Regions from separate parts of the Homo sapiens genome. Here all the other regions are linked to region 2. Evidence: chromatin loops called from intact Hi-C (ENCODE). Cell type or tissue: heart left ventricle. All regions are shown on one strand. Each heading gives the region's core, and the rest is flanking DNA. Links, peaks and the distances in the headings are about the cores only. Region 1 overlaps AKAP6 (A-kinase anchoring protein 6). Region 2 overlaps LOC105370438 (a long non-coding RNA gene). Region 3 has its middle 49 kb from the start of RNU6-8.

Region 1 (11,209 bases), core at 2,248-7,247, 1.0 Mb after region 2:
GTTTCCCCACATCCTTGCCAATACTTGTTACTTTCTAGGTTTTTTTAAACAAAAATAGTAGCCATTGTAGTGGGTGTAAGGTGATAGATCATTGTGGTTTTGATTTCCACTTCTCTGATGAATAATGATGTTCAGCATCTTTCCATATACTTGTTGGCTATTTGTATATCATCTTTGGAGAAATGTCACATCCATTACCCATATTTTAATAGCGTTATTTGAGTTTTGTTGTTCAGTTGTAGGAGTTCGTTATATATTCTTTTTTTGTTTTTTTAATTGAGACAGGGTCTTGCTCTGTCACCTAGCCTGGAGTGCAGTGGCATGATCACAGCTCACTGTGGCCTTGACCTCCCAGGCTCAATCGATCCACCTGCCTCAGTCTCCTGAGTAGCTGGGACTACAGGCATGCGCCACCACACCTGGCTAATTTTTGCATTTTTTGTAGAGGCAGGGTTTTACTCTGTTGCCCAGGCTGGTCTCAAACTCCTGGGCTCAAGCAATCCACCTGCCTCAACCTCCCAAAGTGCTGGGATTGCAGGCATAAGCCCCCGCACCTAGCCCATTCTGACTATTAACACCTTATTATATGTATGATTTGCAAATTATTTTCTCCCATTCTGTAGCCTATTTACTCTGTTGGTGGTGTCCTTTGATGCATCAAGTTTTTAAGTTTGATGTAGTTTCATTTATCTATCTTTGCTTTTGTTGCCTGTGGTTTTGGTGCCATAACCGAGAATTCACTGCCAAGCCCAACATCATGAAGTTTTTCCTCAGTGTTTTCTTCCAGGAGGTTTATCATTTTGGGTCTTATGTTTAGGTCTTTGAGTTCTCTCTCTCTCTTTTTTTTTTAAATTTCAATGTAGTTCCCACCCATATTTTAAGGGTCTCACTCTTGGCTTTCTTTTAGGATAAGACACAGCTACAAGGCTAAGACCAAGTCATCTTCTGGAATTTGTCTTGGAAAAAAAAAATACTTTTGAGAGCCCTTTTTTTGTTCTTGTTGGTTTGTTTTTGTTTTTTGAGACAGGGTCTCACTCTGTCATCCAGGCTGGAATGTGGTGGCGTGATGATAGCTCACGTCAAGTCTCCACCTCCTGGAGCTTAGTTGATCTTCCCACCTCAGCCTACCCAGTAGCTGGGACTACAGGTACACACCATCATGCCTGGATAATTTTCATATTAATTTTAGTATTTTTTGTAGAGACAACATTTCACCATGTGCCCAGGCTGGTGTCGAACTCCTTGGCTCAAGCCATCCTCCATCTTGGCCTCCTAAAGTGCTGGGATTATGGACAGGAGCCGCCGCATGGCCCATTATAGCCTACTCTTTTAAAAAAAGTCCTGTCTAGCCATTATTTACTGGATTTGAGATTCAAATAAGTCCCATTTGAAACACAGCTGTATCCTTTTTTATTCACCCACAGAGTAACTTGCAATCACGATTCTGCTATAAATTCAATTCTTACTTGCCTTTGATGTTTCTTTTATACCCACCATGCACCAGTGTTCCTAGTGTTGATGGAGTGGTAGTGTGCTCTACACTACTTGGATGTTGATAATGATCTCTTATGAGTATCCTTATCAGGAAGCGTCTTGAGGCTATGGAATTCCACTTTTCTTCACTGGCATTCCATTTTGCATGTGCCTTTCCCTTATGCTAACTTTTTCATTCACAGTTGCTAGTCCTCCTCTTGTCTCTGTATTCTCTCTTCCTTTTATCTTCTTTCCCATTGCTTTTCTTTACTTTTCTTCTGGATCTAGTTTTCACTCTCTGTCACCCATTTTTTTTTAACTTTCCTTCCTTGAGAGTATCTTCTACTTTCTTCCTCTAGTGTTGTCCTAGAGACTTTCAGATTCCAAATATGATGACACTATGAGTTGTCTCTTCATTACCATTCAAACTGGAGCCCTTGATCTTTTCAGTGCATTTCTGAATCTTTGAAATATGTATCCAAAAAGTCAAGGAATTGTTTAGATACAAGAATAAAGAAAACTAGGATTTAGTTAAATACCAAGGAAAAAGCCAGATTCTTAAAGAATTGGGTAGGTTCAGTTTTGTAATTAAAATGAGAAGATTCAAGAATCCTAAAGGATCACAGATTGAACATGAGTTGACAGTGCACATAATTATTAAACAAAAAGTATAGAAGTTTAATACTGTAGAAACTCTGAATACTTTTTAATTTTTATGATGCACAATCTAAAATTTTGTTTTAGGTCCTGGATGTAGTACTTGAGGTAGATATGGCAACATAATTCAAGGCTCTGTGTCTGTTACATAAGACAATATTTGGTAAGTGCCAAGGGAAAATTCATGCAGTGGGAGAACAGAAAAAAGAAGATAATACAAATGTAGCTTGATGAAGCATCACAGGAGAGGGAATACTTGATCTGGGCCTTGAATGATGAGTAGAATTTATATAGCAGAGATGAGGAGGCATAATGTTAGTGACAGGAACTTGTGCATATGCCAGGGTGGAGGGCAAGAATATTCAAGGTATGTTTGGGTGATAGTTAAGAGAAATCGTTGGTGTTTTGGAGTATAGGCTAAGCCACTATAAACAAAGAGACCCCAAAATACAATAAGATAGAAGTCTCTTTCTCTTTTACCTAGAGGCAGACAGTCGAGGGAAGATAGAGGTCGTCCTGAGGTCCAGGTTGCTTCTCCCTCTTGCTCTTCTATGGCTCACCACCAATACCATGTCTGCATTCCAGCTCACAAGAAGGGGAAAATGGAGGGCAGCCACCTTTCTTCTTATGGATACGACTTAGAAGTTACACATGCCACTTTTGCTCGCATCCCACTGGCCCACTTTGTCACATAGCATTACCTGACCTCAAAGGCGTTTTGGAAATTAGCCTCTAAGCTATGAATATTGGGAGGAAGGTGTCTCGTAAACTAACTACTAGTTAGAAATAACTTTGTTAGAGGAAGGTGAATGTGAAGTTAGAAAGAATAGGGCCAAGATATGAGGGACTTTGAATTCCAAGTGTTTGCATAGCATAGACACAAAATCAATACTATTGAATGCATGAATAAATGAGTAGTTAAGGGAATGAGTAAGTGAACGTATCATTGAGTTTGAACTTTATTCTCTAGATCAGGGCTACAAACTAAAATTAAGAGGCCAGGAAGATAGTATAAATGAATCATAAAGCCAGCTGTAAATGGGGAGTGATGGGACTGAATCACCTGGAAGATATGTGACATGTCTTAAGGGCAGCCACTACTCAGCTCCAGCTGATAGTTGCATGGGAATGTGGGCCATTTGTGCCAAGATTTTGGAATTTTTAAAAAGAAGGAAGAAATCTGGGTTTTATGTGACATCTCCCAATTTTTAGATGTTGGATCTGAACAATTTTTAAATAGGTCAAATAAAAACACATCTTTGGGATAGTTTGGACTTTAAGTCACTAATTCGCAATCTTTGCGAAGATGGGAAACTACTTAAAATGTTTGGCCCAGAGAGTTGGTAGTTTAAGAAGGTTAATCTGACTGTGGTATGCTGGGCACACCTCTAGCAGTAATTTTCAACTGTGACTGCAAATTACAATCACTGGGAAGCTTTAAAAAAATAAAAAAACCTCTTTATCCACCCCAGACCAATTAAATCAGAATCCCTGGGGTTGGGTATTTTTTAAGTTCTTCAAGCAATTGTAATGTACAGTTGCGGTTGGGAGGTAGTCCTCTAAGCCTAATCTTTTTTTTTTTTTTTTTTTTTAAGGCAGAGTCTTGCTCTGTTGCCAGGCTGGAGGGCAGTGGTGCAATCTCCTCTAAGCCTAATCTTAAGGGTTATTGAAATAGCCTAGACATGTGGTAAAAGGGTCTGAACTGTGGGTCTGGAAGCTGACTGAAGAAAGAAATAGATAGGTGGGAGATATTATAAAGGGCAAATTGATAAAATTTTGTGGCTGTTTTAAATAGGAGAGTAGAAGAGGAAAGGAGTCAAAAAGAGTTGAAATTTCAAGCTGAAATTTGGGGGCTGGGAGATATAAGGAATTTAACAAATGTCTCCAAGGCATACATAAACTTAAGATACACAGTAGATGAATGGGGCCCAAATCCAGTTTGGGAATTCTAAGTCAACATAACATTTTAAAAGGTAAGGCTGCACAATTCTTTTTAAGGATAATAAAAATCTTTTGTGTATATTTTATTTGTTGCAATGCCAGGACAAAAACTGTATATTAACATTGCTAATGGATTTGTTGAGACATGTCAGGATCATTGCGCAAGGTTGGTCCAGAAGAACCGTAGGGATCCAAAGCAAATTCCTTGCTGTTTAACATTAGGAATGTTTCAGTCCTGCCTCAGTTTGGTTTCTGTAGAGCTTTCAATGGGTCTTGAGTTGTTATCAGTGATGATTTAGCACCACCGTGAGGCTGTATCCAGTCACTGCATATGGCTGTTGGCCTCTGCAATATATACGGAAGATGATCTGCCCTTTTGTTTGCAGCTTTAAACATCAAGGTGAAAATAGTTCTTTGTAATTTTCTTCGTATGGAAAGGTTATGATGCAATAATATCTTGTATTAAGATGATAACAGTGCCTAACTGCATTTGATGGCAAATATTACTATCGTGATGAAACTCAAAAGATGGATAAACTCAACATTGCGTTTTTATTATTTATTTATTTTTTTAGCGTTGCATTTTTAAATTCAACTAAAATGATTCTTGGAACTTTAGTGAATTATTCTTTATCTTTAATCCCGAAGTCATAATTTTGTGTTGCTGGTAGGATGTTTCAGAAAAATAACAATTTAAATACAAAACAAAACTTTGTTATTTCTTGTCCCCTTGCAAACTGTCGGGCAGAATGCTAAGGGGTTTATTCACTTAGTACATCACTTCATTTAATTCTCAAGAAAAAAATTCTTCCTTGATGCAGACACTGTTACATTATATTTTCATTTTATAAATTAGAAGAGACAGAAGTTAGTAATTTACTCAAGGATATAGAACTTAAACATTGGGCTCAGTTCACAATCCCTCATTTTAATTATGAAAACTTGAATAAGTCACTTAAAGCTTACTGTATAAGTCTTCTAGTCTTCAAAATGAGATGTTAATTATGTTTGTCATGCCTTTGCTCAGATTATTGTATGAAACTACAAAGAGCAAAGGGGTCATTGTAAATCTAAAGGCTACATAAATATTAGTTTTATTATTATTGTGACTTTTCCTATGAATCTAGGGAATTAGCACCATATATATTAGAAATAACTAGGGTAAGAACCTTAATTCTGCCCCTAAGTAGCATCGTGACCTTGGAAATGTAACCTCGCAAGCCTCAGTTTTAAAAAATAAATATTAATAAAGGAATAGAATTGAATGACCTATAAATACTTTTCTGTTCTGAAATTTTATGAGAGACTAACTGTGAGGAATAACTAAGAGAAGCACTCATTTCTTTGTACAATATTCCTTGGCGTATATCACTTCAACATGGCTGACTTTGTGTTCCTTGGAACTTTGGGTGAACTCAAGTTTCCCTTAGAAGATCCTAATGGTAAGTGAATGTGAGGCTGTGACATTAACGAGCCTGGAGGAATGAGCCATTCATGCTGCATTCCTAGCACTGTAATATGACAAGAGCCAGACATCCTTGAGGAATTTGGGGCCTGGCTAGAGTTTATAAGATGCCAAGAGACCAGGGCCAGTGGTGACAGTAAACAAGTGAGTTACCCAGTAAGAATTAGATATGGATTAGCCTGAATTTATGGCAAATAAGGTCAGCTAAGTGAAGCAGTTAAAAACATTTGCCTTGGCAGACTTGTCATTGTGATGCCTTAAAATTACCCATCAGCACTGAGGCTTGTGCTCTGTTCAGACAATATGGGGGGAAATCATTTCAAGAGTGTGGGTTCTGTTTCAAGGTCACTCATGATGTCAGGCCCTGTCTGAGGTTATAGAATTTTCTATCTAAGAATGATAGGCTTGAATTTTGCATGGTGATTAAGCAACTTTATCCAGGAAAGGTGCTGCCTGTAATATCTGCTTCATACGCTTTCCATTCTCAGGTTGATGAGGCTCAGTGCATTGCTTTTTAGGAAGCCCAGTGGCTTTACTATTTACCTTCATGTTTTGTCTAGGAATAAAGGAAGTTGTATTTTCTTTTTTTAATGCTTTAAGAAAAACTGGAAAGGTGTCATTTATAGATGATACTCATATTTTTGGATTTGTCTAGAGACTAGTACTACTTGCTTGAGAAAGGCGTATGTGTGTGTGGGTGGGGAGGGAGTCATAATTGGAGATCTAATACTCTTTTTTCTTCCTACCTGAGCCCCAAAATAAAACTGACAAGTTGAGCTAACAGAAATACTTTTGCTTTTGATTTATTTTCTATAGCATAGAGAAGACTATCGGTAGTCTTTTAAAGTAAAGTTTCAGGCCAGGCCCAGTGGCTCACACCTGTAATCTCAGCACTTTGGGAAGCTGAGGCATGTGGATCACTTGAGGTCAGGAGTTCAAGACCAGCCTGGCCAACATGGTGAAACCCTGTCTCTACTAAACATATAAAAATTAGCTGCGTGTGGTGACAGGTGCCTGTAGTCCAAGCTACTCAGGAGGCAGAGGCAGGAGAATTGCTTGAACCTGGGAGGCGGAGTTTGCAGTGAGCCGAGATTGCACCACTGCACTCCAGCCCAGGTGACAGAGCGAGACTCCATATAAATAAATAAATAGATAGGTAGATAGATAAATAAATAAAGTTTCAGGCTGGATTCTGTAGTGTAGTAATCACATTCACCTCACAAAGTTTCATTAAAGCTATTTTCCTTATCCTATCCTTATTACATCTAAAGTTTTATATTGTTTGGTGCATGCCATTGTATTTATTCCTGTTAAGAAGACTGTTGACCAGAGTCTTCTTAATAGGATGTAGGGTCCATGAAGAATTATATCTGTGCCCATTTCACTTTCTAGACACACTTTTATACAAGGGAAACATGGCTGGGAAGAACTTCCAAAACCACCTTGCTCATGGTACCAAAAGGATGAATATTCAGAAAATTAGTAGATGGAACTCCACAGTAAAGGAAAAGATACATTCATAGTAAGAGATTTCTGGGGGAATGCATATTAATGGGTGAGGGCATTCTTTGGTGCTGGATGGTTGTGAAGCATGGTGACTATGAATGTGGGCTCTGGAGCCATATTGTGTAAACCATGTCTCAGCTTATCACCTGTGTTACAATACCTGTGCTATTGTAAGCAGGTGACTTGACCTCTCCGTGCTCCAGTTTCCTCCTGCAAAGGAGAATTAAAAATCATATCTGCCACAGAGAGTCATGATTAAATGTCTTAAAATGTGTAAAGAGCTCAGAATAGTACCTGGCATGTAGTAAACACTCAATAAATGTTAGCTCTTGTGGTTGTTATTGTTGTTCTCATTATTAGTACTGTGGGGGGGGAAGGGTCAGGTCTTAGCAGCTCCTTGTATAGAGATGACTGGTCTTTTGACATCAAATGCCACCACCTTGTTTTTTCCTTCCACCTTCAGCCACCTTGGTTATCATGGAGCTTCAGCCTCCCATACAACTCTCACCCACAGTGGTTAAGGGTGCTCTTCGCCCTTCGTGGGACCTGTGATGGCCACCCCAGGTTCCTGCACCCTCTTCTCTGTAAGACTCTGCCTTGTCTTCCTGCCTTGTCAGATGATTCTTGAATTGTATTAGAGATAATTCTCCTCTAAGTGGCCCAATAATTTTAGTTAATGTACTTCTTTGACATCTTAGGAAGTTTATATAGGGAAATTTATGCTATGCATGTGTGTTCAGACAAATACAAACAACATTCTAATTTATAATTTTGTCACACAACAACCTTATGAATAATATATACTTATTTATTTATAATTGGTATTTATACATACAGTCGTTCCTCAGTATCCGTGGGGGATTCGTTCCAAGACCCCCTGTGGATATCAAAATCAATGATGCTCAAGTCCCTTATGTAAATTGTATAGTATTTGCATATAACCTACACACCTTGTGTATGCTTTAAATTATCACTAGGTTACTTGTAATATCTAATATAATGTAAATGCTATGTAGATAGTTGTTATACTGTATTGTTTAGAGAATAATGACAAGAAGAAAAAGTCTATACATGTTTAGTACAGATGTCACCATCCATTTTAAAGAAAATATTTTCAATCCAAGCTTTGTTGAATTTACGGATGTAGAACCCACAGATATGGAGGGCCGACTGTATTTATAATACATATTTATAATTATATGCTTATAAATAATAATTCTTACAGAACTCTTTACCTAGAGGTAGATTCATTACAGTATATTAAGGGATGAAAAAGGAAGGGCCTGTAATAGGTTTTGAACTGTCCCTCAAACCCCTGATTGCTAAATATACGAAGATTGAGAAAGTGTATTGGAAAGGCAGCAATAGATTGGGATGATTTGTTGGGAGAGGAGCATTTGAGCTTGATCTTGAAGGATAGATATAGTGAATGGAGTAGAAGGCATTGGGAGGGTATGTGGAAGACTCCAAAGATCAGTTCCCTAATTGGAAGAGGGGCAAGTTGTCTGAATGTCTCAGGCTTTGAAGGAAGCTCTATATGCAAGAACCTCAGATGTTAACAGTCAGAAGGCATGAAAAATCATTCAGCTCAATGCCCTCATTTTACAAGTAGAATCTGTCTCTCCCAAGCCACAGTACTTCCTGTTAGAACATCCTGTCTCCTGGTTATTACCAGATCTTGCAAGCTTGTCACAAAGTGGCAGCAAATACTTTCTTTCCCAAGATCAACACTAAATGTTTCCAGTGCTCTGCAGCTGTTGGCTCTTTATCTTTCTATCCTTGAGAGACTTTGAGGAAATCCCTTTTCTCTGAATTCTGTTTATGTTTAAAGAGTTTCACAGTTGATTTTGAGGCACAGCCAGTGTCAGAATCATTGAGATAGACAACAGAATGACGGACAGAGTGAACAAAGTTGAGTGCATTGCATTCTTGGGCCTCATAATGTAGATGACACAGGTGGATCTTCCCTTTACGTACTGTTCCTAGGCTATCTCATCTGTGCCCATGGTCTTTAGTACACCCTGTATGTTGCTTTCTCTTACTAGATCTTGCTGTAGAGTTCCAGGCTTATACAACTAGCTGTCTTATTAAATGCTTCAACTGATTAAGTTGAGAAACCAAATTTATGATACATAATATCATATTCATGATCTTCCTGCAAAACTATTTTTGTAATGCTTCAAGAAAAACTGGAAAAAATTCTCCTTCTGAATTTTGTATTTCCTCTTTCAGGGAATGGTACCTCCAACCAAAATAGAAAGTTGGCAGTCATCCCAGATTCTAACATCTTTCTCATCATCCATCAAATCCAATTAGTCCTGTCCATTCTACCTTTGAGTACTCTCTATAACCTAGCAGGTTCTGCCCATGTCCACTGAGCTGCTTTAGTTTAGCCTTATCAACTTCTTCAGAGTGCTATAGCAGCCTTTTAACTGGCTTCTCTGCTCTCAGCCTTTCAACTGGCAATCATTTTCCACACTGCAGCCAGAGTGAGTCTTCTAAGAAGCCAATCAGATTCTCTCACACTCTGCATCAAAACTTTAATGACCATTCCATTGTCTTCAGGATAAAGTACAAACTACAGAGCATGTTGTCTGTGGCCTAGCTCCTGGCCAGACTCTGCAACCTCATTTCTAAGTGTTTCGTATTTGTCTTTTGAGTGTTAGTTAGCCAGGATCAGCTACTTGAGAGTTCTCAGAATAAGCTGTTCTCTCTTGGGCTTCATTTTAGGAATGCCATTCTCTGCTCCTCTTAGTCCCCTCTATTCTTTTTCTGAATCACTTACACTTATCTGTCAGGGCTCAATTTCCTGTGATTTCCTCCAGGAAGTCCCCCTTGATGCCCAAAGAGTGAGTTACATGTCTTTTCAATGGCTCCTGAGCACTTGGGATGATCTACAGCAAGAGGTTCTCACAGTATGGTCTCGGCACCTGTAGGGGCTCTCAAGACCCTTTCAGGGAGTCCACAAGGTCAAAGCTATTTTCATATCAACACTAAATGTTATTTACCTTTTTCACTTTCATTCTGTGTATAGCAGAGTTTTCCAGAAGCTCCATAACACGTGATATTGTAATAGATTAAATGCAGAAGTAGAAATAGAAATCCAGCCATTTTCTATTAAGCCAGACATTCATAAGATTTGAATACAGCTAAAATAATGCCATTCTTTTCACTGTTTTTGAAAATGTTCATATATTTATGTTAATATATATTATTATTTTTAGTTAATACATATTTTTAAATTGTTAAAATGAATATTGATAAAGCTCAAAGAAGCAAAAACTTTCTGGGGATCTCAATAATTCTGAATAGGAGACTCAAGATTAAAAGTTCAAGAACCATGAGTCTGCATTATCATACATCTCATGCTTTATGTTGCTCTGAACCCTTTAAGAGAAGAATCTGGGTTATGTGTATGTGAGTCCCAAGGGCCTAATACAATTTCTGATACATAGTAAACTCTCAATAAATTTTTTTTGAATAAACAACTTAATACACACATGTATGTTTACTCATACACATGGAGTTCGAACAAAAAAAGGCAATTTAGTCCTTACTTCAGCTGGCCTAGTGCTATCCAATAGTGTACTCAATTTGCTAAGCCAATAGTACTTTGAAGTTTTACATTATTCTTAAAAACTCTAGTTCTGTACTTTTTTTTTGACCTCTAGAAATCTTTTCTAAAAGATGTCTATGAAAACTTTAAAAATGAACAATTAGGTCTGCGTACTTGATTACACAGCACCTAAGTTCTTCTGGCTCAGCTACCTACTGGTGAGTGAATGTTATCTGTCAAGTACTTAATTTTTTTTTTCTTAGAGACAGAGTCTTGCTCTGTCACCCAGGCTAGAGCGCAGTAGTGAATCAGAGCTCCTGCAGCCTGGAACTCCTGGGCTCAAGCAATCCTCCCACCTCAGCTTCCAGAGTAGCTGGACTACAGGTGCACACCACCCTGACCAGCAAGTGTTTTATTTTTTGTAGAGATGGAGTCTCACCATATTGCCCAGGCTGGTCTCAAACTCCTGGACTCAAATGATCCTCCTGCTTTGGCCTCCCAAAGTGCTGGGATGACAGGCATGAGCCACCGTGCCCAGCCTACTTACCTTTTCTGAGCATCAGATTCCTCATCTGTAAAATGGAGGGAGCTTTGAACTAGATTAATTCTAA
Region 2 (11,209 bases), core at 3,005-8,004:
AAACTCAGCTAATGACCTCTCACTTTAGTGAGATTATCAGAACTTGCAGAACATTCCAGATTCCTATTTGAAAATATGTGTTCCTCTTACTACATTCCTAGCCTTAAAATATCCTCTTTAACATTCCAAGAATTATTTTTGTAGATGATCTTGGCTGCAGTTCAAAATACTGTAGTGTTTGCTAGGCTAGTTCATAGTCCCTCTCTGAATACCATTTTACAGAAGTGTTCTCAGCTAGTCTGTGATACAGGCTATCTCCGGAGCTCAGCTTGCATGATCCCTCTGGTCATATGGGACAGGGTGTAAGAGAGGAATGTTGAGGTCTATTAGCCATTCTTCCTTTTTACTACATCTCCTGGGAAGCTATAGGTGCCAGTGAAAATAGAGTCTGCGGGGAAGGATAGCTGCATATTAGGCATCTTATGATGCTGTCCCAGGAGCTTCTCCAACTAAGCCAATTGATGTCTCAATTTCTCAACAGAAGTAGCTGTAGATAGTGAAAGAAAGAGAGCATCAGTCTTATGGCCAATGAATGCTGTTGAAGTCCTGCTATGTGCCAAATACTGTGCTGCCATTGTAAATAGAAAAATAAACCAGGCAGTAGTGATTCAGCTATTGTGGAGCTTCTTAATTAATAGAAAAACCAGTAGGTATGAGGCAAATAATGACAACTGTGTTTAGTGATAGAAACAAAGAGGAGATTGACCTAGACTAGGGAGTCAGGGAGATTTTCTTAAGGAAGTGACTCTGAGCTGAGACTTGAATTTAGGTGGGTAACAAAGATGGGGGACTGGTACTTCCAGCAAAGGAAGCACCTTGTGAGAAGGCCCCAGGTATGTTTGAGAACTGGGAGAAGTTCAGCACAGCTAGGGGCAGAGAGCTAGGGAAAGGAATGAGGCAAGAGATGTGCATAGGACCAAATCATCTAGAGCTTTATAGTCATATTAATTCCTTTGCATTTTATTTTAAGGGTGATGGGAAGGGGGAAGACAACATATGTATTAATTTTTTAGGGCTGCCAAAATGCCATGGACTGGTTGGCTTAAACAACAGAAATTTATTTTCCCACAGTTCTGGAGGCTGGAAGTCCAATATCAAGATGTTGCAGGCTTGGTTTCTTTGGAGGTCTCTCTCCTTAGCTTGCAGATGGCCTCCCTCTTACTGCCTCTTTATATGGTCTTTTCTCTGTGTGTGTGAGCCCCTCACGTCTCTTTCTTCTTCTTATAAGGATTTCTTCTTAGAAGGACACCGCTCAGATTGGATTGAGATCCCTCCATGATCTCATTTTAACTTAGTCACCTCTTTAAAGGCCTTGTCTCTAAATACAGTCATATTCTGAGATACTGGGCTTTAACATACAAATTTTATGGAAACATAATTCAGCCATAACACCATACATGTGGCAGTAGTATAGAGAATTAATTGGAGAGGGGCAATTATGCAGACCCATAGGAGTCTTGTGAGAGATGATAGCTACCCCATCAGGGTGTGTGCCATGAGGAAAGAGCAAAGGCAGAGTTTGAGAAACATTTCCATGGAGGACTGATGGCATATGGCAGTGACGTAGAGGGAGGAGCCAAAGATGCCTCCTAAATTTTTGGTTTTTGCATCTGGTTAGTGGTGTGGTTTGTTTAAAGAACAATGGAGAAAGAGAAACAATGGTTTTGGGGGGAAGATGATGGTTTTATTTCTGCTGATGTTGAGTGGTTGATGAGTAGGTTGTTTACTGGAGGAGAAATCAGCCTCTGCAACACACAGAGCTGGGATCATACGGCTCAGCCTCTATAACAGACAAAGTTGCTTGTCGCCTAGCCCTTACGTTTTACTTTTCATGGAAAAAAAACGTGTAGCCCTTTTCAAAAACATGCTCTTGATATCCTTAGAAATTCAAAATTTGTTAAACTAGGGTTCCAAGTTAACACTTTTATAGTTAACGTTGTGGAAGATTTAACATTTTTTCATAGTCAGCTTGACTTGTGACTATTATAATGTGCCTAAAGAAATTGCCTGTTACTGGGTAGGGAACAAGATGACTGAGGTACAAGGTTGGAAAGACAGACTACCCGTTTTGAATTTTTTTCTTTTTTCTTTTTTTTCTTTTGAGACAGAGTTTTGCTCTTGTTGCCCAGGCTGGAGTACAATGGCGTGATCTTGGCTCACTGCAACCTCCACCTCCTGGGTTCAAGCAATTCCCCTGCCTCAGCCTCCTGAGTAGCTGGGATTACAGGCGCCTGCCACCACGCCCGGCTAATTTTTGTATTTTTAGTAGAAATGGGGTTTTACCACGTTGGTCAGGCTGGTCTCGAACTCCTGACTTAAGGTGATCTGCCCACCCTGGCCTCCCAAATTGCTTGGGTTACAGGCATGAGCCACCTCGCCCGGCTTGAATGTTTTATCAGGTGTAAGTATAACCTGATTTAAAAAATAAATACTACAATTAAAAAAAATTTTATAATATTTATTTTATTCTCATGATTTTAAAATTTAAATTTTCAGAGCCTGTGGTCAAACATTAGCCACTGATAAAATGGCAACAGGTAACAAATCATATAAGAATATGTTTTCATTGTTCTTACTCTTGATATTCTTAAATCGATATTACTCCTAACTAGTTTGATTTTTAAATACATCTACCTACTTGCTCAACACCAAAATAAGAGTTCAAAAAAAAAAAAGAAAAAGAAAAAGAAATTGCCTGTTATCCTTACCCTGTTTGTGAGGATAAAACCACTCTTTTATTTCCTTTTCTGCATGCTAAGTCTTAGTAAAGAATGCGATCTTGCTCTAAAAACGAAGTCTGTAAAACTCTGACGTATGTGGTAAAAAAGGAGTCTTTCTATAGCAGCAGAGTCCCAGGGAGTAGAGTTGTGTGGGAGTTGGTGGCCCTCTCAGTGAGAGTGAGACTGTCAATGATAGATGGGGAGCAGAAAAGCAGGGTCAGGAAGCAGAATGTGCTGTAGCCCAAGTGCTGGGTCATGGTCAGTGGTGTTCTTGTGTGCCCTGGGATACTTGGAGGCAGGCTGCAGCTAGGTCAGAGGTGGGTCAGGAAAGAGCTGAGTTATTTCTGGAAAAGACCGAAGTTTTCCTTGAGTCCCCTGCCCCACGTTGCCTCAAAGGTCAAGGAGGTGATGCTACCTTGCTAAGAAGTAGCTGTAAGGCAGCCTGGGTGACAAGGCAAAATCCTGTCTCTACAAAAGATAAAAAAAATTACCTGGGCTTGGTGGTGCACACCTCTAGACCCAGATACTTGAGAGGCTGAGGTGGGAGGTTGAGGCTGCAGTGAGCCGAGATTACACTACTGCACTGCAGCCTGGGCAACAGAGTGAGACTCTGTCTCAAAAAAAAAAAAAAAAAAAAAAAAAGTAGCCATAAGGAGAGGAGTTAGAATGACTAGCTGTCCTGGTTTGTCTGGATCTGGGGCTGAGGGGTTCCTGGAATATGGGGCTTTTGGTTTTAAAACTGGGTTTCGCCATGTTGGCCAGGCTGGCTCGAACTCCTGACCTCAGGTGATCCACCCACTTCGGCGTCCTAAAGTGCTGGGATTACAGGCGTGAGCCACTGTGCCCGGCCTGAAATTTATTTCTAATTAAACAAGTTTTCCATAATATTTTATGAGCAAGAAAATAAAAATTGAAAGTGGAACATTACATAAGAGCAAACAGCCAATGAAAATTAAATGGAGGGTGGAGGGGGGAAGCATTGTCCAATTAGGGAAACTTTTTTTTTTCTTTATTTTAAAAATAAAGACACACACCTATGAAGGAAACATATTTTTTTTCCTTTTTTTTTTTGAGACAGGGTCTCACTCTGTCACCTAGGCTGCAGTGCAGTGGCTCGATCTTGGCTCATTGTAACCTCTAACTCCTGGATTTAAGTGATTCTCATGCCTCAGCAACATGGTGAGACCTTATCTCTACAAAAAATGCAAAAATTAGCCGCCGTGGTGGCGTGCATCTGTGGTTCAAACTACTTGGGAGACTGAGGTGGGGGGATCACTTGAGCCCCAGAGGTGGAGGTTGCAGTGAGCCCAGACCACGCTACTGCAACCTAGCGTGGGTGACAAAGCAAGACTGTCTCAAAAAAAAAAAGTAATGCACACATTGGAATAATATGCAATCCTTTTTTAAAAGGTAGCAGATTGATTGTTCTGATATGTGAAAATGCCCAACACACACTTAAATGTTTTTTGTTGTTGTTTTAGTTTTTTTTGAAACGGACTTTCGCTATGTTGCTTAGGCTGGAGTGCAGTGGCACAATCTCAGCTCACTGCAACCCTCACCTCCCGGGTTAAGGAATTCTCCTGCCTCAGCTTCCCAAGTAGCTGGGATTACAGGTACCCGCCACCACACCCGGCTAATTTTTGCATTTTTAGTAGAGATGGGTTTTCACCATGTTGGCCAGGCTGGTCTTGAACTCCTGACCTCAAGTGATCCACCCGCCTCAGCCTTTCAAAGTTCTGGGATTACAGGTGTGAGCCGCTGTGCCTGGCCTCAGGTGAACATTTTTTAAAAATTAAAAATATTTAGTGATACACGTTACTAAAATGTCTCAGGTAATTTGGTATGAAAATCATATTTTATTTATTTTTCTTTTTTTCCAGATCCCATAAGACTAATGAAAACCACATTTTTCTAAACAGGAAATTAACTATGCAGCATGTATTTAAACAATTATTAGGATAAAATATAAGTATTATTCAGAGAATAAGTATAGAGAGTATTTGTGTGTGGTGTCTAAAGAAATTCTATCCCAAATAAATCACTTCTCAGATTATGAGACATAGGTTTGAATACATTCATATTTATTTACAATCTAATTGAATGTTCATCCCCACCTTTCACCCACATTGAATATCACCTTTACATAGTTTTTCCATTTTAATGATTATTATTGACCACTAGGGGGAGAAACAACAAAAGCTTTGAAATTTTTGATACATTTGAAAGATTATTTAAATGCCAGCTGTGACATGTACTAATTGTAGTGAAATATGGATTCACAGAAGGTGCTAGCATATATTCTTGGTTGTTGGAGATCTGTTGATTCTATGGGGTCCTTCAGAAATAATGTAACAGAAAGGTGATGTAACTTCTCCAAAGGGTGAGGAACAAGGTGTTCTATGGTTGACCAGCTAAATTAGTTTTGTTCAACTTGTGCCTTTGCCCAAAGAGTAAGTGTGAAAAATAAACCTGTCTAATTAGAATGAATGATGAAAGGATTAAATGCCTTGGACTTCAAAGATGGGAAAAGTGGCAGTAAAGGAAAAATATTAACATAATCAAAACAATTTCCCTATGCTTTGCCTTAAGTGCACTTGACAATTAATACTTAAAATTATGGGCCAGGTACAGTGGTTCATGCCTGTAATCCCAGTACTTTGGGAGGCCTAGGTGGGATGATCACTTGAGGCTGGGAGTTCAAGCCCAGCCTGGGCACATAGTGAGACACCATCTTAAAAAACAAAATTACGGTTAAACATATAGAACATATTTGTTAAAAAGTGACTGAAAATTCTAACCAGCTAAAGGTGTATTTATCTTAAACTACTCAATATGTGAGTACTTTGAACTCTGTTGCTTAGTTAGAAAATGTTTTTGAACTATTTTTTATTCAAGAAATTGCTGACTCTGTTAGTTATGAGAAAAATGTATAAAATATGTTAATTCCACAAATAAATGTTTAAAGTCTACTCAATGCTAGGTACTCAGGAGACCCAAAACTGGATTAGACATATATATTTTCCTGAAGAAGTTTGTAGACTAAAAAATCTATTCATAAAAACCTATAAAACAAGGTAGATGTGAGACATACCATTAGAGAAGAGGCACTTTATGTATTAAGAAGGAAAAAATTATTTCTCTTCTCTTCTCTTCTCTTCTCTTCTCTTCTCTTCTCTTCTCTTCTCTTCTCTTCTCTTCTCTTTCAGAAACAGGGCTTTGCTCTGTCGCCCAGGCTGGAGTGCAGTGGTGTGATCACAGTGCACTGCAACCTGGAACTCCTGGTCTCAAGCAATCCTCTTACCTCAGCCTTCAAAGTAGCTAGGACTACAGGTGTGTGCCACAATGCTTGGCTAATTAAAAAAATTTTTTTTTGTAGAGATGAGGTCTTGCTGTGTTGCTCGGGCTAGTCTTGATCTCCTGCGCTCAAGCAATCGTCCTGCCTCAGCTTCACACGGGGCTGGGATTACAGGCATGAGCCACCATGCCCGGCCTACTTCTATTTTGATGTGTCTATAGGAGGTCGGGGTAGGAGGTATGAAGACTGTAGGAATCAGAGAAGGTTTTGTGAAGAATGTTGCATTTGAGCAGGGTTTAAAGATATTAAGGATATAGAAATGTGGCAATTACAGGAAAAACATTTCAAGTTCAGGGAGCACAGTGAGCAAAGGCATGGAGGTAAAATGCAAAGATGTATAAACTTCACACCGGCATTAAACAGAGGAAAGACCTGGTGATTTAAAAAGATTTAAATCTAATCCAACATGTGACATAAATTTAGTTTCACCTGTGACTGTTTGTGATGGTTAATTTTATGTGTCTGGGCCACAGGGTACCCAGATATTTGGTCAAATTTTTTTTGGGCTATTTCTATGGAAAGTTTTTGGATAAGATTAACATACACACACACATTTATTTAGAGACAGAGTCCCATTCTGTCGCCCAGGTTGGAGTGCAGAGGCGCCATCACGGCTCACTCCAGCCTCTACATCCCGGGTTCAAGCCATCCTTCTGCGTAGCCCCCAGAGTAGCTGGGACTACAGGCTTGCACCACCACAACTGGCTAATTTTGGTATTTTTTGTAGAGACGGGTTTTTGCCATGTTGCCGAGGCTGGTCTCAAACTCCTGAGCTCAAGTGATCCACCCGCCTTAGCCTCCCAAAGTGCTGGGATTACAGGTATGAGCCACTGAACCTGGCCCAAGATCAACATTTATTTATTTATTTATTTTATTTTTTTTGAGACAGAGTCTCGCTCTTTTGCTGAGGCTGGAGTGCAGCGGCGTGATCTCAGCTCACTGCAACCTCTGCCTCCTGGGTTCAAGCGATTCTCCTGCCTCAGGCTCCCAAGTAGCTGGGATTACAGGCGTGTACCACCATGCCTGGCTAATTTTTGTGTTTTTAGTCGAGAGGAGGTTTCACCATGTTGGCCAGGCTGGTCTTGAATTCCTGGCCTGAAGTGATCCACCCACCTGGGCCTCCCAAAATGCTGGGATTACAGGCATGAGCCATGGTGCCCGACCCAAGATTGACATTTAAATCTATAGACTAAGTAAAGCAGATTGCCTTCCATAATGTGGGTGGGCCTATTCAGTTGAAAGCCTGAATAGACCAAAAAAAACGGACCCTCCTCCAAGTAAAAGAGAATTCTCCTGCTTGAGACCTTTGAACTAGGACATGGGCTTTTCCTGGTTCTCCAGCAACGTGCTCCTGTTTGGACTTAAACTGAGACATCAGCTTTGCAGATTTTAAATTTGCCAGCCTCCATAATCACTTGGGTGAATTCCCTGTAATAAATCTATCTATTGATCTACCAATCGATCCATTTATCTATCCATTCATGCATCCTATTGCTGCTGTTTCTTAATACTGTTTAAAAGAAAGCATCTAATAATCTACCAACAAATATTTATTAGGTGTCATTTTAATCCCAGTGCTCTGCTAAACAATGGAAAAAATACTAGAGTAGCATAAATCTATAGTGAATAAATCCCAGAACTACTTCAATGAATATATACTGATAAAACTAATTTATTTAAAATCAATGTTTACTTTATTAATTTATTATTAAAGAAAACAATTAAAACTGTAACTTGGAGGAAAGTGGAAAAATAAATTATAACCCCAACAGCCTAATACAACCACTGTTAGCATCTAGTGTATTTTCTTTCAGTAACTTTTCCCTTTGTGGTATTTGATGTATATAAAATATTAGTTTATGAAAAATCATGCTGTCAATTCTTTTCTTTAACATGATATCACAGGTCAGATACAGTGGCTCATGCCTGTAATCATAACACTTTGGGAGGCTGAGGTGGAAGGGATAGCTTGAGCCCAGGAGATGGAGTTCACAGTGAGCCAAGATCATGCCACTGCACTCCAGCCTGTCCAGCCTGGGTGACAGAGCGAGACTCTGTTCCAAAAAACAACAACAACAACAACCAACCAACCAACCAACCCAAACATTATATCATAAACATTTCCCCATTTGTTTCATAATCTTAAGAATTATAATTTTTAATGGCTGTACAATACATAGTCTGCAAACATATAATTTTTATAATCATTTCCTTATTTTTGGATATTTAGATTATGCAGATTTTTTCTTTTTCTTTTTTTCTTTTTTTTTTTTGAGACAGAGTTTCACCCTTTTCACCCAGGCTGGAATGCAATGGTGCGAACTCGGCTCACTGCAACCTCTGCCTCCCACGTTCAAGTGATTCTTCTGCCTCAATTCCCAAGTAGCTGGGATTACAGGCGCCCACCACCACGCCCAGCTAATTTTCGTATTTTCAGTAGAGATGGGGTTCCACCATATTGGCCAGGCTGGTCTCGAACTCCGTATCTCAGGTGATACACCCACCTCTGCCTCCCAAAGTGCTGGGATTACAGGCATGAGCCACCACGCCCAGCCGATTTTTTCTGTTTTTAAGATCATCAATATAAATATCTTTATTACAGTCTTCTCACAGTTTGAATTATTTAAGAACAAATTCCTAGAACTGGTATTATTAAATCACCAGGTATGAAGTCTATATAGTAAGTCTAAATTGTTTTTCACAAATATTATACCAATTTGTAAGGCCATTGACTTTGACCATACATTTGCCTACCTAGTATTCATTCTCACCTTCATTAATCAAAGACTTTTTTTTTTTTAAGTGGGAATGTGACTTGTTATAAAAGCCTCATTTCCTCAGACTCCCTTGCATCTAGGTACGTCCATATGACCGAGATGTGGTCTATGATGGTTACAGGGTTCCGCTATGAGACACACTTTTGTTTTATTACATAAAAGGAACATGCTCTGCTGGCACACACTTTTTCCTCTTTTCCGCTCTTCTTTCTGACTGCAGGTAGAGCAGCCTTCTTGCAACTTTGAGGATGAAAGCTACAAGTTAAAGTGGTGGAAAAGGAAGCCAGAAGGAGCTTGTGACTTTCTTGAACATCTGCACCAGCTCTGGTCTCCTTTCTCTGGAATTCTTGTTACATGAATAAATTAATATGTGTTTGGTTAAGCAACTGTAGTCATATTTCTGCTGCATGAAATCAAAGGAAAACCTAATAGTAACATATATGCATAGTTATTCTCCACAATAATGAATATTGTCACTACAATTAGTGGGGATGGGGCACTGAGTTGGTACTCTTGATTGCAAATAACAAAAAACCTAAGCTGGTTTAAAGAAAAAAGGGAATTCACTGGTCCATGTACTGGGGGAGGTAGAGGGGTTGAATTCAGGCTTCACGAAGTAGCATCAGTAACACTTTTAGGTCTGACCTCTTTCTCCCTTTCCCTTTTTCCTCTCTCTCCCTTTCACATATCTCCTTTGCTTTCCTCTGTGTGTTGATCTCTTCTCTCCTACAAAAAAATGGACTTCTTCCACGCAACTGGAGAAATTGACCATGTTGGTTGAATGTCAGGAGAAAGAAAGAACTTTACAGTTTTGATCATATCAGTCCTTGGGAAGGACTCTGATTGACCAGGCCTGTTTCACCCATTCTTGGATGTGTTCATCCAAGAAGGGACGGGGAATAGAACAACTGTGATTATCATCCCCACCAGGATCACTCAAATACAGAAGAGGCAAGTCCTCAAAGAGAAAGTGAGGTGTTGACACCATAACATAGCTGCTGAAAGGCTAAAACAACCCATCATCAATAACCATTTTTTACTAATAAAATGTTTCTTATTGTTATTTTAATTTACCTTTATTTTAAGTTGAAGACTTTTTTGTTTGTTAATTTAATTTAATTTAAAAAATTTGAAAATTCCCTCTCCTAACATTGACAACCAGAATATGCTTATACCTGACAAATTGGGTAGTTGAATAGTCTCTTTATTTTGAACATGATCCCAATTTTGGGCTTGTAATCTAATATTCTGTAACTGGAAATGCCATGCACAAGGGAGAGAAAATATATGTTCTTTATGATGTCTGTGTATGTATAATGTTCTAAAGGTCCTAAATTTAGTGCGAACAGTGGCAATGGTGTAAGACATAAATTTAATCTGTAGTTGTATTTGAGTCATGTAATATATTTAGTATAGAGAGATTAAAAATATAGTAGATTCCCTTTCTAGAAGTTAACTAAATTGATTTTAATATATTACTTTGTGAGGGCTGGGGGCAGTGGCTCATGCCTGTAATCCCAAGCACTTTGGGAGGCCAAAAGCGGGCAGATCACCTGAGGTCAGGAGTTCGAGACCAGCCTGGCCAACACAGCAAAACCCTGTTTCTACTAAAAATACAAAAATTAGCCAGGTGTGGTGGCGGGCGCCTGTAATCCCAGCTGCTCAGGAAGCTGAGGCAGGAGAATTACTTGAACTGGGAAGGTGGAAGTTGCAGTGAGTTGAGATCGTGTCATTGCACTCCAGCCTGGGCGACACAACGAGACTCTGTATCAAAAAAAAAAAAAAAAAAGAAAGAAAGAAAGAAAGAAAGAAAGAAAGAAAGAAAGAAAGAAAGAAATATATACTACTTTGGGAGAAAGTTTCTTTAAGTATTACACTGGTATATTGGCATTATTGATTTTTCCCAAAGACTTTGAATTATTCAAAATGAGATTCAAAATCCTATTTAGGATTTAAGCTTTAGACTAAGGCTTAAAAGTAAGACATATTGCTTTTTCCCCCCATCTAAAGTAGTCTAGAGGATCTTTTGGTAAATAATATGAATATTTTATTAAATATTTTAAAATTTACTAAATATTCATTCATTTGGTGCTCAGAGCCATTATTTCATATGTTGTTATGGTGCACATGGGATCTTATGATTTTGGAGAGCGGGACAGTGGCTGTTGATTCTTTCATTCTTTACTTCTAGCTTTGGTGTAAGGGTAGTTCTAGGGTATTGCATGAGGCAAATGGATGAGAAACCAAGTCATCATTATGCATAGCTTTGCCTACATCATTCCAACAAACTGAATTTAAATGCCCTTTGAAAGTGGGAAGATTGAGACCTAAAAATAAGTAAGGTATTGATCATACCA
Region 3 (11,209 bases), core at 3,520-8,519, 740 kb after region 2:
GTTTCCTGGTATTCCTGGGGCCTGGACCTCTGGATTATTGGGAAGGTCTGTGGGCAGCTCATCCTTGTGTGTGGTTTCCTTGAGGCATAAGATCGCATTTGGAAAGGGAGTGTTGGCCCTGGAGGAAAGATTAACTGAGCCCTGAGTCTACGCAAAATATCTCTACCCAAAAGGGGCAGAGGACATTCTGGCAACACTAAAAATGAATGAGCAAAGACAGTTTTCCCCCATAGGCAGCATGGAGGAAGAGTAAACCTCTGGGTTATGGGTACTCCATTTACCCCCATCACCTGGCGGATTTGGAGGATTTGGAGGATAATTGCCAAGGAAAAGAGATAAGCACCGAGCAGGCCACTTCCATGTCCAAAAGAAAACTTATAGTACTACCTGCCACGTCCAAAGCAGCCCTTGGCACTGTCCCTTCAATAGTGATGTTCAATCCGGGAGCAGACCAGAGCATAGGGCCCCTTTAGCTCAAGGCCATCAGGGTTGAGATTCTGTCCCTGGGACCCTTCAGCCCTCAGGGCAGTTCTGTTTCCAGTGGCAGAGCTTGTGGCAGAGGGGGCAAGCCGCGCAGGGCTTCTTCCCTTTGTCCCATCGGGGCAGTTTGCCTTCCAGTGGCCTGGCTTCCCACACTGATGGCAGTTACCTGGGAGAGTATTCTGAGTGCAACCTGGAAAGGGCTGGCAGACTTGTAGGACAACCAGTAGAGCTTTTCCTTTTGCCTCTCATTTTGCTGAGCCCTTTCCTTTTCCTCCTGGTCCTGGTTGTAAAAGACCAAGGAAGCTATTTTAAGGATGTCAGGTGTAGGGGTGTTGGGGCCTAGTGCTAGTTTTTGGAGTTTCTTCTGAATATCTTGAGTTAGGAAACTTGAGTTAGGAAACGGCCCTTTAGGACCAGTTACCCTACTTGTGTCTCTAGGTCTAGGTTAGTATGTTTCACTAGGGCCTCTTATAGCCTCTCTAGGAAAGTGGTGGGGTTTTCAAGAGGGCCTTGATTTATTAAGGCAAATTTAGTATAGTTCACAGGCTTTGCTCTGCTAGTTTTCAATCTTCTACCAGACAGAGAAACATGTGGTTCCTTGCCCACATACCCCACTGGTTATTGTATTCCCAATTGGGGTTGACCTGGGGAACTGTGGTGACCCCACAGAGTAGCCACCAGAGTCAGTCATGTACATTGTGTTTACAAATTGTTGGGCTGCCTCCATAACGTAGTCGTGTTCTCCCTTAGACAGTGTTTACCCTAGTATGACTGAGAGGTCCCTCCAGGTGAGTTCAAATGTTAAGCCCAGTTTACAGGAACCCTTTGATGTATTTGTCAGGGTCCTCCAGAAACTTCCCTAGTTCCATTTTAATTTGGCTCAGGTCTTGCAGTCAGTCTGGACTCTGGTGGGTACACTAGGGTCATTAACCTCCTGAAGGGGGCATACTTAAGAGGGTGGGGTCCAGAGGATGGCCCTGGGTAGGGAGGGGAGAGCACCAGGGCTGGGAGACTTGGATATAATAGGGTAGAAGGGGCAGTGGGGTTTGTGCTAAGCTCTGTCCTTGGTTCTTCTGGGGCTTGAGCCCTGGGTAAACCTTATAAAAGGTCTCCCAAACCAACCAGAGGGGGCTGCCTGACTATGGCTGCTATCATCCCTGGATCCATTTTATAAGCCCAACAAAGGTCAGGGTTATTTTCTAGAGTCATGAAGGCCTGTACATAGGGGATTTTTGTCCCTTTTCCCTGTTAGTGGCAAAACAAATCTAGTTGATAGATTGTACTAAAATGTGTGCTTCCATTCGCTAGCCAAGATTCCTAGTCCTGGAGCTTGTATTCAACCCAGGCTGTGTTATAGAAAAATATTAACCTTTTCTGTGTTACAGAAAAATATAAATCCAAACCTTTAGCGTTTGGGGGTCAAACTTTTCCCTGTTCTTGCGGATGCTTCTGAGGGGTGTGTCCTGTGGTATGGAGACATGATTATCCATCTGTGAAGAGAGAACAGAGGAGACAAAAAGGAAAAAGAAGGCATACCCTCTTATTTCCCTGTCATCCTTTCCTGAACAGGGCATCCCCCATTCATCCTTAGGGTTCTGAAATGAACCAGTCTTACCAGGTACCCTTAACCTTGATCCTGTCTCATCACAATTACCCACTTGAGAACAGAAGAGATAGCAGAGTAAATAGGGACCCCCTATTCATCTTTGGGGTTCTGGAATGAACTATTCTTACCAGGTACTACTAACCTTGACTTCACCTCTGTTCTAATGGTAATTTGTTCTGTGCCTATAGCCTAGGACCAGCCTTTATCTCTGTCCTATGGGTACTTTTGTCTCTTGTACCTATGACCTTGAGCTGGCCTATATCCTTGTCTCCATGTCCTTACAGTGACTCTCACTTGGAGAATTCTAGCACAAAATGATTATCTCTTTTCTTATAATCCCATTTCCCATGTTTTTTAGTAGATGAGAAGCCTGTTTTTCAGCAAATTACTACAAGGGACTGAATTCCCCTTTCTTTGAATATGACCTTGAAGGTCTTGATGTATATTGAGAGCATGGAAGTGATTAGAGAAATGGAAGAAAATTTGTATTTGGGGTTTTTCATCCTCCCAGGGTAATCTGCAGAACAAATGCTTAAACAGGTAGGACAATCTCTCTGCTCCAGGAGGAAGCAGGAGGAAGCAAGGGGGATACTCACGGAAAGCCTCATATGCTCACAAAAACAGCAGCCCTTGAATTTGAGAGGGCAATATTTGTGTACCTTCTTGACATAAAGGAGGAACCTCCGAAGGACTTGGGGTTTGGGATAAGGGCTCACAGATGGCAAAGGAAGAATTTTCCCTCATTCCAAAGGGTTGCTAACCCCCAAAAAAGCAAGTAGGTGGAGTCCTTAAAGTGCCACAGAGTGAGATCCTATGCAGAACTGCTTGAAAAGCCACCAAAAACTTGGCCCTGGAGCATAATAGGAATGACAAGCGTATGGCAAATCATAAGGAGCTGTCAGAGCTGGGGTTCCAACTGGTGTGTGTCCCATCAGTGAGCCAACAGACATCTGCAAGGGAGCCCATTTCTTCACTGCTGTGCAAGCACAGCAAGAGCTATGGCTGCACGAATAATAGGGAGTGTGTGTTTAAGGCAGAGAAGGAAGTCGTGTCATGTGAAGTGAAAACAGAGAAGAGACAGACTTGCCCCTAAGGCGGACAGTCCTGTAGGTGTACAAGGCCATTTCAGAATATACACAGAGATAACAGGAGAGTAGGTGGTGCAGGCGTTTGGAAAAGAGCCAGTTTTCGTTGAAAAAGCAGAGGAAACCCCAGACATTGCACAGTCTTAGGGTTCAGCCCTATGACTCTTGCAAGCCTCCTGTTCAGGAAGGCCTTTAGTGTCTCAGGTCTACTTGGTGCAGACTCCAAGGTCCTTCCCACCCCCATGAGCCACCCATCAGGGTGAGCTGAGAGATCAGCTCAGTGAGGAGCCGAGCCTCTTTGGCTGAGAGGACTCGTTCTGGGGGTTGCTTAGTAAGCAGGAGAGAGAAACTGAGGAGAGGGAAACCATGTATGGGAGTTGAACACCTTCAGCCAAAGGTGAGGCATAGAGGTGTCTTACCACTATGGAACATATCTGAGTCACACACCAAAGTATGTTAGCAGTGGCAAATCCATACAGGTCTGCACTAACTCGATTCTTGCCTCCTCAAAAGAAAGAATTCATCCAAGGAGCATGGGCAGAGTGAGAGACTGAGGCAAGTTTTTGAGCAGTAGTGAAAATTTGTTAAAAAGTTTCTGGGCAGGAACGAAAGGAAGTAAAGTACACTTGGAAGAGGGCCAAATGAGCAACTTGAGAGATCCAGGTGCCCTGTGTGACCTTTGACTTGGGGTTTTATACAGTGGCATGCTTCTGGGGTGCATCTGTCCTCCCTTGAGTTTTCCTTGGGGTGAGCTGTCCATATGCAAAATGGCCTGCCAGCACTTGGGAGGGGCCACATGCAGTGTGTGCCGAAGTTGTGCACGTGCTCATTTGAGGTCTTACCAGTTGAGTGTTCCTAGAGAAAGGTCATATATCAGTTAAACTCTGCCATTTGCCTCTTAGTGCAAATGCTTGAGCCCACTTGCCCAGCTCATGATCACCAGCTTCAGGTGTTTTTTATCTATTGGGAGACTGCCTTTCCCTGTCACTGGTTGTGACCAATCCTTATTATTTTATTATTTTAGAGAGACAGTTTAACAATTGCCTGACATTGGGGGTGGTGGGGGACCTCTCCTGCCCTGCTCATGTGTGCCTAGCTACATACTCTAGCACTAAGACTGGAAATAACTACTTGCCATTTATCAGGACCTTGGATCATGGATATATTGGTGTTAACCATCTGTGTGCTCTCTTTGGTATATGATTATGTTAACCTTAATGATTCCCAATGAAGTTGAGCAGAGTGCCCCTAAAGGACTTTTCTGAGTAGCTATTTCAGAGTTAAGATTTTTTCAAACGATACCTTCCAGCACACCCACCAACCTCCCCCATTGTAATCTGCTCTCTAGGTTAGTGTGGGCCTGGGTTATGTAACTGAAGTAATCAGCCCTGGTAGCTGATGGAGTGTATCTTTTGGGTATCTGAAGGCAGAAATTATGTTGAGAGCCATAAGTTCCCTTGACTCTTTATTAAGTGTGACATATTAATCCTCGTTTGTAGAGCTTTATGTGGAAATGTCAATCTAGTCGTTGTGGAAAAACCTGGGCTCAGAAATGCCTTGCATTTCATTTGAAAGTATGATGCAGCTACAGCTGGGATTCGGTCTCTTTTAGGGATGGGATTCAGGGCAAAAGGGAAACCATTCTGTGAAGATTGGCCCTAGAATGGCACCTTTGTCTTAGTTCCTCTTGATTTACTTTGGGATCCTTCAAGTTTCTAGCTTGGCTGGGTTGCTTTTGGAGCCAAAGATAGTTCCAATTCAATTGTTAGCATTAATGAGTTCTTACTAGCATTTTGTGAGGAGTACTGCAAATCATACCACAAAGGGTATGAAACCCTAGCTTGTGGGGCAGGGAGGGTGAGCTAGATTGTTTCTTCTTGGATTAATACCAGACATATTTCCCTTGGTGGAGATCCATTCTTCTCTGTGTGGGAATGTTTAACGTTCACACTGTTAGGTGAGGGTCTCGTTCAGATAATTTTTTTAAAATGCACATTTTAAAACTTATCTTAAAAAAATCCACAAACCCAACAAAATATTTCTTTTTTCATGATGACTTATTCAGAAATTTGAAAGGCCAAAAGCCTTTTTGATGTATGTGAGAGCTTTCTCTGTCATATGGGGTCTACCAGTCATTTCAGCAAAGAGTTAAGTGAGGCCAAGGAGGCTTCCCTGGCAGCTTGGAAGCTTTGTGCAGCAGCCAAGCCGCGGGCTGAGAGAGGTGGATACTCATTTGTTTGTATATAAAACTTTCATTCCCAAAGTCTTAGATATCACATACAAGGAAAGATGATTGTGAAAATCAGTGATAAACTCAAGTATTTCTCGCCTGTTATGATTGCATTTGTTGTATCCGATTCTGCCTGACAGTATTTGCCACTTGATTGTCTAAACAGAGTTTTAACTGGTAGCAGGGTGAGCATTAATTATTCACATCTAGCAGCTGGCATAAATATGATTGTGTAGGCCCATGTATGTTAATGAGTCTTACAATAAAGCCTTTCGCTTGGAGATCTTCAGCCCTCCCTTCTTTTTGTACCATTTGTGAACTTCATTCTGGAATTGTGTGGCTTGGTAAGGTATAATGTTCTTTGCTTCTGAGGAACTGTGCTGAGGGCTTGTGCAGAGAGTGGCCCATCTAGAAATGTCTCTCAGGACCCTGAAGGCTCCCTTGTTTCCTTTTCCTGTTTCCAGTCGGGCTACAGCAACTGGGTCTGGATATAGCAACAGCACCCCCTAGTGTATTATAGGGTGAGCATGGGTTCCTGGTTAACTCAGTAAGGTGAGGTGTTCTGGCTTCATAGAGTGGAGTGTGAGAAACTGGCAACTTGGCATTTATTAAACAATATAGTTGAGGCTAAATATGCAACAGCAGCATGTCTTCCAGGTTTTGACAGCTGAGAAAGGAAGATAAAGACAGCAGGAAGATAGGGTTTTAGATTACTTTACAAGGATATGAAGGCTAAGGAGAGCCACAGGAGGGAATCAAGAGGTCACTGGGGAAGGGAGCTGTTCCAATGAATAGTTTGCTATTCTTCCAAAGAATCCAAATCTTGGCCATATGTGCAGAAAGGCCTGGCCACAAAGGCCTTCCATTGTTGGCTGAGACTGGAGACCTGCGATGGGGGTTCAAAGCCTTTTGTTAGATGTGAAACTGAAATTCCAAACACTCCAAGCAGTGACTTAAAGGCTACGAAAGTATAAATGACAGGTAGATATTTACCTCAGAACATAGTTTTGATTAAGGAAACTAGACCTTAAGAGAACAAAATGGGGGTGGGGATGGACTATAGAGAGAAGAAAAGAGGGATGCTTTCTTCATTTTGTTCATTTAACGAATATTTGCTGTTGAGCTGCTATTCAGTGCCAGCTTCTATTCTACATACTGGAAATACAGATGTGAATAAAACAGAGTTTCTCTCCTCATGCAGCTTACATTCTTTACAGTTGCCAATAAGCGGGTCACTACAGATCAGTTCTTATGTTTGTATTTTTGAAGTGTGATTTATTTACAGGCAGAATGTGATTTGAGGACATGGAAAGTACCCATCGTTCAAAATTGTTCCCCACCAACCAACCAGTTTTTTTCTGAAATTTCTCAACCAAAACCCCTTGTTAGTTGTTTTCTGAGAGGAGTAGTAATGAATCCAGTTGCTTTGACCTACACTTACTTCTAGTGAAAATGAATGACCTGATGAGACCTAGAGGGATGGGACACTGGGGGGTGGAATTACAATATTGGGACTAGCAAGCTGTAGCCTTGGTGAGTTTGTTTCAGGACCAAGTTTTCCTTATCTATAGAAGTAGCTGTATTCCTGTCAGGTCCCTTCTAGCTCTTATTCTATTTTGTGTGGCAGATAGCATCCAAGAAGATGTAGGACCGGGTGCGGTGGCTCACACCTGTAATCCCAGCACTTTGGGAGGCCGAGGCAGGCGGATCATCTGGGGTCAGGAGTTTGAGACCAGCCTGACCAACATGGAGAAACCCCGTCTCTACTACAAACACAAAATTAGCCGGGCGTGGTGGTGCATGCTTGTAATCCCAGCTACTTGGGAGGCTGAGACAGGGGAATTGCTTGAACTCGGGAGGCGGAAGTTGCAGTGAGCCAAGATTGTGCCATCGCACTCCAGCCTGGGTAACAAGAGCGAAACTCCATCTCAAAAAAAAAAAAAAAAAAAGAAGGTGTGTAGAGCATGGGGCACCCCTGGGACCCCTGGAAAATTATTTGGGGGTAGGAGTAGGACCAGATTAGACACTGAAAAAAAACATGGAGAAGGAACATGATTTGACAGTCAAATTTAGGCTATTTAAAAAAATATTTCTAGGGCATTTATTCTTGGGTTCAATTTCTGACTATAAATTATCTGGAAGGGAGGGTGATACTATGAATATGGTTTTTGCAGATTTTTTGGGAAAGCCCAGTTGGTTTTACTTTTGTGGGTCAAATTAGTTTTGAAGATTATCTATAAAGCTTTCAGTGATAGACCTGACCCCCAAGCCACAGCTGCTTAAATAGCTGTGTGCTGTGGATTTTCTTGTTGTGCAGTGTTTCCTTTTAACTTTCCTGTTCAGGGCAGAAACAGAGTAATGCAGGCCCATATTCTTTGAATCCTAGAGAGCAAGTGACCTACTTACTATTGTACCTGAAATATTCAACTAGAGTATATTTTAGGAAATACTTTTTCAGCTTTAAACATGACTTTGCTTCTGTGAATAAACACTTCAATCGAGAGACACTGACAGGTATTCTGGGCTGTTCTCCTGACCCGTTGTGTAACTTTGGATACTGTATGACTTTTCTCCTTGGAAAGAGGCAATGTAAAATCCATGGGTTTCTTTAGAAAAGACAATTTGTAACTACACCCTTATAGGTGCATGTGATGAAGATTAGTGAAAGTTTTCATTGGGTTTAGAAATTTTAGAAATGCAGGAGGCCGGGTGCGGTGGCTCAAGCCTGTAATGCCAGCACTTTGAGAGGCTGAGACAGGAGGATTGTTTGAGACCAGGAATTTGAGACCAGCCTAGGCAACATAGTGAGACCTCATCACTACAAAAATTATACAAAATTAGTCGAGAGTGGTGGCACACACTTGTAGTCCCAGCTACACAGGAGGCTGAGGTGGGAGGATCTCTTGAGTCCGGGAGGTTGAGGCTGCAGTGAGCTGCGATCATGCCACTGCACTCCAGTGTGGGCGACAAAGTGAAATGCAGGAGTTATTTGCTGGGTTCTTTAACAGCTGGAAGATGTGGGTTCTGGTATTCATAGTTTATTGGCCAGGATTTTCTTTATTTTGTGGTCCTCCTCTTTGCAGGTTTCAGCCTCCCTGTGAAGACCAAAGTACCTGTGTAAACAGGATTCCAGGATGGAATATGAGTAGGTTTTTTGTTTGCAAAATTTCTTACTATACATGGCTAACTTTTAAAGAAGTAACACAATGGACCAACCGAAAGACAGAAACCTTGGGTAGCTTTGTAATTTTCTATGTGTGTGTTCTGCCACCTGCTGGAGAAGGATCACCACGCTTGGGAAGCTGGCTGGCAAAGCAGGGGAGGGTGTGTAATCTGGCTCCTTCAGCCCTCTTCTAGGACTGGGCAGAGTACAGGAAAACTCACAAAATGCTGTGGTGTGCTTGGTTTTCTGTTGGATCTCCCTAATTGGCAACTAGAGTTATCCCACAGGGATTTCCCCTTCAGCCTGCTGAGCTCACGGCCAGCCACCTCAGGCCCAGGCTACTCTGTGAGCCCCGCTCAGGCCCAGGCTGCTCTGTGAGCCCCGCTCAGGCCCAGGCTGCTCTGTGAGCCCTGCTCAGGCCCAGGCTGCTCTGTGAGCCCCGCTCACATCATGCGCTGGCCTCATTCCTCTGAGTATCCAGTATGTTGACTGGGATCGCCTTGAAATACTTTAAACTGGTTCAAAGTGGAAACAAAACAAAACATTAAATCCAAAGTAGGGGGCAGGGTGGCCACCTTTGTTGTGACATCTATAAGAGGGCCAACTGACCTATTCAGGAAAAGAATGGCCTTTTTTTCCTGAGATTATAGTCTCCCTCCTTTTTAGTGTTAAAATGCATTTTTACAGAATGATTCTGAGAGATGAGGGTTATCACTGTAAACGTATATTTGCTTGGCAAAAGAAAAAGCAAATGTAAATCAGTTCCCTAATTCTTTTAATATATTTTCCTATCTGTAAAATACCAAAGTCTGGCCAAATGCAGTTTGCTACTCCCTGTGGTCAGTCTTACCTTTCCCTTTATTTGACAACTTAGGCAGAAAAGTGGGGTCAACAATCCTCAGTTGTAACTTCCTTATTTTCCCTGTCAAATTCTCCATGGATTTTTCTGTGCTGTGACCCACATAGAAACACAAAAATAATAGTGTGGTGGAATGAGGATAATGTTTCTTCACTAACTGGGTCACTGTTTTATAGATAAATTTTGGTCTAGAGTAAATGGTTGGCCTGATTTTGCACCCCTTTGGATCATTTTGTTCCTCTGGAGTTCTGGATGGAATGTGACCTTCCTGGATGGATGTGTATGTGGGACTCCCATGGGCAAGACTTAGATTTTTGGCAGCCAGACCCTCAAGGCAACTGGGAGAGGATGTGGAGGCTCAGCCTCCCTGTTATTTGAAATTTCTCAGAGGCACACAATAATTTTGAAAGATTTTTAAATGGGAATAAGACATTTTAATATCTATGATTAATTTAAATAATTTTATCAACTGAAGTAATGAAACAGACTTCTGTATTAAGGGATATAATTACAGAAGAATATTATTTTTAAAAAATGTTTTACAGCCTCAATTTAAATAAATTGTAAAGTTTAAAGAAAAAATGTGGATCTACTCTGATTGAGACAGGTTTTGTGTTTGGCTTTATGGAGTCTAAATTGAAAATTGCTAGTGTAGAAAACCTGAACTGAGATTTATTTTTGAGAAGATATTTAAAGAGAACAGATAGTTGAGATCTAAGTAGGTAGAGGCTGGGAAAATGAGTTTGTACTGAAGCCAGAACACATGGTGTCTTCACTGGAAATGAATGTTCCCAAAGAATAAACTTTTGTTTGTGTGTATTTATTTATCAGTAGTAACAATTGCTTTTGAATGAGCTAGGACATTTATGATTATAGGGTGTGGGTTTCTTATGGGCACACACAGAGACTGTGAGCTCAAGGCCATGTGAAGAAGGTGGAAATATCTTCCCCGGTTAATTTTCATGGGCCAGATTGTTAGAAATATGTCCAAGAAGTGACTTCATAAAACTTTGAAACTTGGCTGAAAACCCTGGCAGATCTGCATCATCTGGTAAATATTTAAGACCTTGTATATATTATTTTCAAGGAAAGGTAATAAACTGTAGAATTTTTTTTTTCAACAAAAATGAAACACTGTGGGGTTGTTAGCTTTTGCATCAGAACTTTGGTAAGAAAATGTGTTTGTTTTGGTTTTAGGTTTTTTTTGGTTATTTATTTATTTATTTATTTTTTTGAGACAGAGTCTTGCTCTGTCAGCCAGGCTGGAGTGCAGTGGCACGATCTCGGCTCACTGCAAACTCCCTCTCCTGGGCTCAAGCAATTCTCCTGCCTCAGCCTCCCGAGTAGCTGGGTTTACAGGCGTGTGCCACCATGCCCGGCTAATTTTTATGTATTTTTTTAGTAGAGATGGAGTTTCACCATGTTGGCCAGGGTGGTCTTGGACTCCTGACCTCAGGTAATCTGCCCGCCTCGGCCTCCCAAAGTGCTGGGATTACAGGCGTGAGCCACCGCGCCTGGCCCGTTTTGGTGTTTGTTTGTTTGTTTGTTTGTTTTGTTTTTTCCCCAGAGGGGGAGAAAAGAGATCTCATTTCTGATAGATTTAGGTCAGTTTAAATTCTTTTTCACTGAGGTTGACCTGATCAAAGTTTGCCTAGTGACTCAGCAAAGTCTTGCCATGTGGAGGCTTCATTTTTCATCACCTGTTGGTTTTTCCTTTTCTTAAAAATTTATTTCTTTATAGAGACATTTTGATATCATTTTAAAATCTCAGCACGTGACAAAT

Evidence for each region. Hi-C counts contacts between places; a loop is a spot of excess contacts. Peaks named below come from ENCODE experiments on the same cell type or tissue, not always from the same donor. Only the 100,000 strongest peaks of a DNase experiment are listed, where the experiment ranks them.
Region 1: a loop joins it to region 2, with 5 times the contacts of the local background. A loop is called at or near these places in 11 of 110 quality-filtered maps.
Region 3: it touches region 2 in a loop (10-fold over the local background); 92 of 110 quality-filtered maps call a loop at or near these places.

What each region holds. Positions count from the first base shown.
Region 1 is chr14:32,556,083-32,567,291 of GRCh38, forward strand. All of the region lies in intron 4 of AKAP6 (A-kinase anchoring protein 6), which reads left to right. Among named protein-coding and RNA genes, the nearest start is that of AKAP6, 230 kb to the left of the region's middle. In heart left ventricle, for the core only: CTCF peaks have their summits at 4,387 and 4,603; no DNase peak of the experiment used is centred there; H3K27ac peaks cover 1,887 bases.
Region 2 is chr14:31,505,429-31,516,637 of GRCh38, forward strand. All of the region lies in intron 1 of LOC105370438 (a long non-coding RNA gene), which reads left to right. Among named protein-coding and RNA genes, the nearest start is that of GPR33, 23 kb to the left of the region's middle. In heart left ventricle, for the core only: a CTCF peak has its summit at 4,896 (motif pointing right); no DNase peak of the experiment used is centred there.
Region 3 is chr14:32,246,364-32,257,572 of GRCh38, forward strand. No RefSeq gene overlaps it. Among named protein-coding and RNA genes, the nearest start is that of RNU6-8, 49 kb to the left of the region's middle. In heart left ventricle, for the core only: CTCF peaks have their summits at 5,913 (motif pointing left) and 6,113; no DNase peak of the experiment used is centred there; H3K27ac peaks cover 413 bases.